Linked DNA regions of Homo sapiens: region 1 is linked to region 2. A link is an interaction called in ENCODE POLR2A ChIA-PET data of the cell type or tissue named here. Cell type or tissue: OCI-LY7. All regions are shown on one strand. Each heading gives the region's core, and the rest is flanking DNA. Links, peaks and the distances in the headings are about the cores only.

What was found. ChIA-PET counts read pairs that join two places held together with the same protein. Peaks named below come from ENCODE experiments on the same cell type or tissue, not always from the same donor. Only the 100,000 strongest peaks of a DNase experiment are listed, where the experiment ranks them.
Region 1: POLR2A ChIA-PET joins it to region 2 with 5 read pairs; 2 of 35 experiments call an interaction of 5 or more read pairs at or near these places.

What each region holds. Positions count from the first base shown.
Region 1 is chr20:52,887,660-52,890,580 of GRCh38, reverse strand. The region is part of intron 1 of LOC105372668 (a long non-coding RNA gene); the gene reads left to right. It also overlaps the pseudogene RPL36P1. Among named protein-coding and RNA genes, the nearest start is that of TSHZ2, 83 kb to the left of the region's middle. In OCI-LY7, for the core only: no CTCF peak of the experiment used is centred there; no DNase peak of the experiment used is centred there.
Region 2 is chr20:53,160,138-53,163,058 of GRCh38, reverse strand. The region is part of intron 1 of TSHZ2 (teashirt zinc finger homeobox 2); the gene reads right to left. Among named protein-coding and RNA genes, the nearest start is that of TSHZ2, 190 kb to the right of the region's middle. In OCI-LY7, for the core only: a CTCF peak has its summit at 534; a DNase peak (open chromatin) is centred at 1,438; H3K27ac peaks cover 776 bases.

The DNA.
Region 1 (2,921 bases), core at 89-2,588, 270 kb after region 2:
CATCGCTTGTAAATGTTGGAACTTCAAGAACTCCTTTAAGTTAGTTCACCAATGTGGACAATTTATTATAAAGATATAGGGGAATTTCTTGGAACCTATACATGACATGTGTAATCAAACCTCAGAAGGGATCAGAAATGCATTTTTCTTTTTCTGTGAAGCTTTTATTTTGGGCAGACGGCAGGGCAGGGGGCTCAGTCCTCCTTGGCAGCTGCTTTCCTCCTGGCAGTCATGCTCAGCTCCTCCCACTTCCTCTTTGTGGAGATGTGCATCCTCACCCTTTTCTTGATGAACTTGAGGGCCCATTTGTCCTTGGAGACCTGGGCTAACTCCATGGCGTGCCACGCACATGGAGCAAAGCCATTCACCTCTCAGATCATGTCCTGCATGAACTTGGTATGTTTGGTCAGGTGCTGTCTTGTGTCAAGTGACATTATTCTCTTGTTTTCTTAGATGTATCTTTTATTCATTTTTCTTCCTCCAGAGAATAGCATTTTCTCTTTTCTTAAGCACATGGCTGCCCCCTTCCTGGAGTTATATACTGCTCAGGCTTCAATATGAATTTTCTATGAGAGAATGTGATTAAATCAGTTGGAGATAGGCCTCAACCCATGAGTCCATCATGCTATGACAGTATCACAAAGCCACATGATCCACTCTATGGTATGAGGTACTTGCTTTGCTTGTGCTGAATCTCCAAAACCTAGAATCATGCCTGGCATATAGGCACACTTATGGTCTCTTCTCTCTTCATACATCCTCCTTGTGTGACCTCATCCAGGCTCGAGACTTAAAATATCATCTACATTCTGCTGATGCTGAAACTGTCATCCCTTGAGTCAAATTGAACTCCCTTGACATCTTCACCCAGATTAAGGCATCTAACATTTAGGCATTTAGACTAAACTTGTCTAAAACCAAACTCTTTCTCCAAAATATGTGCTCTTCACCTCTAGGGATGAGTCTTTTTTCATCTCAGTAAATGATACCCCCATGCTGCTGCTGCTCAGACCTGCAGCTTTGCAGGCATCTTTGGCACCTGCCCTTCTGTGACTCTCCACTTCCAAGTTATCCTTAAATCCCATTGGCTACAGAACCTGGCCAGTTCTCACTGCATCACAACTATGATTCGGTCAGAGTCACAGTTATCTCTCAGCTGGATTGCATCAATAAATAGTCGGCTAACCAGTTTCACTGCCCCCTGGAATCTGGAATGTTGTTGTAAAAATATTAGTCAGATCATGTCATGCCTTGGCTTTCTTTTTATTTTTTATTTTTTTGAGACAGAGTTTCACTCTTGTTGCCCAGGCTGGAGTACAATGGCGTGATCTCGGCACACTACAACTTCCACCTCCTGGGTTCAAGCTATTCTCCTGCCTCAGCCTCCTGAGTAGCTGAGATTACAGGCACCCACCACCATGCCAAGCTGATTTTTGTATTTTTAGTACAGATGGGGTTTCACCATGTTGGCCAGGCTGGTCTCGAACTCCTGACCTGAGGTGATCCACCCTCCTCGGCATCCCAAAATTGCTGGTATTACAGGCAGGAGCCACCGTGCCCAGCTGGCTTTCAAAACCGTCTAATGGCTTCCAATATCCTTCAGAGTGAGAGCCTAAATATGCTAAGATGCCAGAAGGTCTGCGTCGTCTGCTCTCCTTCCTTCCCCTTTCTGTATTTCTGCTTTTCACTGTCTGTTTATTCACCTTTCTTCTCCAGCCACAGGGGCCTCCTTGCTATTTCTCAGATGAGGATGCTCCATCCCAGGGACTTTGCATCTCCTTCTCCCCATGTCTAGGGAGAACAGATATGGGCATAGTTTCCCTCTGCCTTTTTTCATATTACTTCTTCAGCATCTTGGTGAGGTCTTCCCCAGCTCCCTATATAAAGCAGCATGCCTATCACCCCCGGGACACTCCAGTCCCTTCCCTTTCCTCCCCGCCCTCAGAGTATTTGTCACTATCTTTTGGTTATTGTCAATTTCTCCCACTAAAATACAAGTTTATAAGATCATAGACAGTAACTGTTTTTTTTTAACTTTTATTTTAGGGTAATTTTAGCTTTATTAAATAGTTGCAGAGATAGTACAGAGAATTCCCATGTACCCCTCACCCAGTTTCCCCATTTGTTAACATCGTACATGACGGTAGAATGTTGTATTTGTTACCTTTGATGAATCAACATTGATGCATCACTGTGCATTCAAGTTTATAGTTTATTCAAATGTTCTTAGTTTTTACCTGATTTTTTTTCTGTTCCAGGCTCCCATCCTGGTTCCCACATTACACTGAGTCATCATGTCTCCATAGGCTCCTCCTGGCTGTGACTGTTTCTCAGATTTTTCTTGTTTTTGGTTGCCTTGAGAGTTGTCAGCGGTAATGGTCAGGTATTTCATAAAATATCCCTGAATTGGGTTTGACTGATGTTTTTTGTGATTAGACTGAAGTTATGGGTTTGGGGAAAAAGACCACAGAGGTAAAGTGTCATTTTCATCACATCATATCAAAGGCACATGCCATCAGCATGATTTATCACTGTGATACTGACCTTGAGCACCTGGCTGAAGTTGTGTTTTGTCAGGTTTCTTCACTGTTAAGTTACCATTCTAACCCCCTACCCTTCCTTTATACTGTGGTTTTTGGAGGGAAGTCACTATGCACAACTCATGCTTATGGAGGGGCAGTTATGCTCCACCTAAGTGAAAGCAAAATATCTATATAACTATTTGGAATTCTTCTGCACAGAAGATTGTCTTTTGTGCCCCATTTATTTATTTGTTCAGTCATTTATTTATATCAGTATGTATCATAGATATTGATTTTAGACTTTGTCTATAATCTAATACCACCTAACTTAGTTGCTCACATTGTTTCAGCCTGGCCTCCTGGGAGCTCTTTTGGTTTGCTTCTGTATCCTTCAGCATA
Region 2 (2,921 bases), core at 315-2,814:
AATGGATCTTCCTCTGTATAGTAGGACTATGGAGGAAATTGTTTTCCTACATTCTTTTCAGTACTTTCTAATAGTAAACTTTTTAAAAACAATTATTATGATGGAAACACTCAATAAAAGTTATTGAATTGGAAATAAACTGGTTAAAAGTAAGTAGATGTTATATTTATAACTGACGAAGGTCATTTTAAACCTGCTTCCAACTCTGAAATTAACTTTCTTATTTTCTCCCCCTCCCCCGCTTTGTAAAGAAAACAATCAGCAGATGTCTCTGCAGTTAATAGTTAGAATGTGCAAGGTAACAGCATTAGAAAGCTACATCTCTGCCTCTATACCCACTTTTCCTGGAGCATAGCCCCTCCTTTCCCATGCAACACCCCCACTAATGAATTCCCAGAGTACCCTGTATTTTAACATCTACAAGGACAAGGAAGGCAGGATTGATGGCCCTGCAGTCACGTCCTGGGCTGACACTGGCAGTGGAAGGTAACTCATGCTTAGCACTTGACGTAATTTTTTGATGACTGAAACCTGATCCCATCGACCGATCCCCTAGTGGCTGATCTCATCTCTTTACCATCAGAGAAACTGAAGTCGAGTTACCAGGAAAGATACAAAAGAGGAAGCGAGTGGGCAACGTCTCAGCATAGAAAGGAGTAAGCTTGTGTTTGATCTTTTGTCCAAAGAACATTCCTAATTCTCACAAATGGGATGGCCGAACCCAAAACATTGCGGCAGCCAGTCCTTCCCTCCCCGCCCCATCCCTGGCCGGGCCAAATTCTTCTGAGCTGGGTGTCCGTGAAGTTCTTTAGAGGAAACTACAAGTTTGTTATTTTTTTCCTTCAGTTGTGATTTTGAGGCGAGTCTCTTTTATTTATAAAATTGAGAAGAAAAGAATAATGCAATCCACAAAACACTCTTGGAAGGGTTAGAAAAATAAACATCATAAACAATGGCAATAAAAATGAGCCTTTAATGAGTATTTTGAGCCAGGAACTGGAGGCAGATGACAAGGGTTGAGGTTCAGATTTGCCATATAGTCACTATGTGACTCCAAACAAGTTGCTTTTCCTCCCTAAGCCTCACTTTACTAATCTGAGAAGTGATAATAATTGTACCCATTCATTGGTGAAGATTAAAGGAAAAGGACCTAAGGTGGATATACAGTGCCTGAGATATAGTAATTGTTTATAGAAGTGTGATATTTCTCTACTCTAACTCAAATAATATCACTCATTTACTTAAAACCCTATGATATGGTTTGGTTCTGTGGCCCCACCCAAATATCACCTGGAATTATAATCTCCACGTGTTGAGGCAGGTACCTGGTGGGAGGTGATGGTATCATGCGGGCGGATTCCTTCATGCTGTTCTCATGATAGTGAGTTGAGTTCTCACAACATCTGATGGGTTTATAAGTGTTTGGCAGTTCCTCTTTCGCTTGTACTCTCTTTTCCTGCTGCCTTATGAAGAAGTTACTTGATTCTCCTTTGCCTTCTGCCATGACTGTAAGTTTCCTGAGGCCTACCCAGCCATGCAGAACTGTGAGTCAATTACATCTCTTTCCTTTATAAATTACCCAGTCTCAGGTAGTATTTTTATAGAACTGTGAAAACGGACTACTACACATGTAAGGCTTTCTATCACAGAGAATGAAATTAAAACTCCTTACCATGAGCTACAAAGCCCTGTCTCATCAGTCTGAGTGCTCCCCGTCATGTTCACCCTCCTCCCACCCATGGGTCTTTCCTCCAACCCTGTGGCACACCTCTTTTGCTCTCACCTCAGGATCTTTGCACTGCCTAGAACACTCATTCCGCAGACATTCATTTGGCTGGGTTTTTCCTCAATAATGAGCTCTCAAGTCAAATACCACTCCATCAGATAGCCTTGCATTACCTCCTATTTTTTTTTTTTTTTTTTTTTTTGCTGAAAATAACCAGAGTTGGTTTCTGTCATGTACAATCAAAGGAGTCTAATGGAACCAAGTAGCAATGTTCTCGAAAACAAACAAACAAAAAACCCCAAACATTTTGCTGTTTCTTTCCCCTCTGTATTTGCTAACTTTATCATGACTTTATTCTTAAAGCCTATCACTGGTCTGCTTTTATTAATAGATTAGTGGAAATTTTCACCTGGCCTATTAGCACCTTATAAAGAAATAGATTAAGAGTAGGGAATATATAGATGAAGATGTACATTCAAAGAAGATGGGCCTATGGTGAGCAAAAGAAAAATGTTTCCAGAGGTGTAGTTTGCCACATGGTTCATCTAGAAAGGGCAAACTGAAATGTCTTTTTTTTTTTTTTTTTTGGAGACAGAGTCTTGCCCTGTCACCCAGGCTGCAGTGCAGTGGCACAATCTCAGCTCACTGCAACCTCCACCTCCCGGGTTTAAGAGATTCTCATGCCTTAGGTGTGCACCACCATGCCAAGTTAATTTTTGTATTTTTAGTAGGGACAGGGTTTTGTCATGTTGGTCAGGCTGGTCTTGAACTCCTGGTCTCAAGTGATCTGTCTACCTCAGCCTCCCAAAGTGCTGGAATTACAGGCATGAGCCACTGCCCCCGGCCCTGAAAATGTCTGTCTTATTACTGCACTTGTGCATGCTTTACTTGGCTCCAGCAATACTGTAAATGCCTGAACTGAACAACAGATGATTATGGAACACAGAGAAGAGATACTTTGCACGACTAGGGATTAGACTCGGCATAGCCATAAGGGATTTGATGTGGACTCCTGAACCCATGAAGGTGAAAGATCATCCCATAAAAAACTACCACCCCCTTTAGCCCTTTCAATGTTTTCCATTTTCTTAGGATGGAGAATAACTCTTTAACATGAAATTCTTAGCCCAGTATGGTCAGAGATACCTGCCTCCCCAATCTCCTCTCTCCCATGTGCCCCTCCTGCATTCTGTTC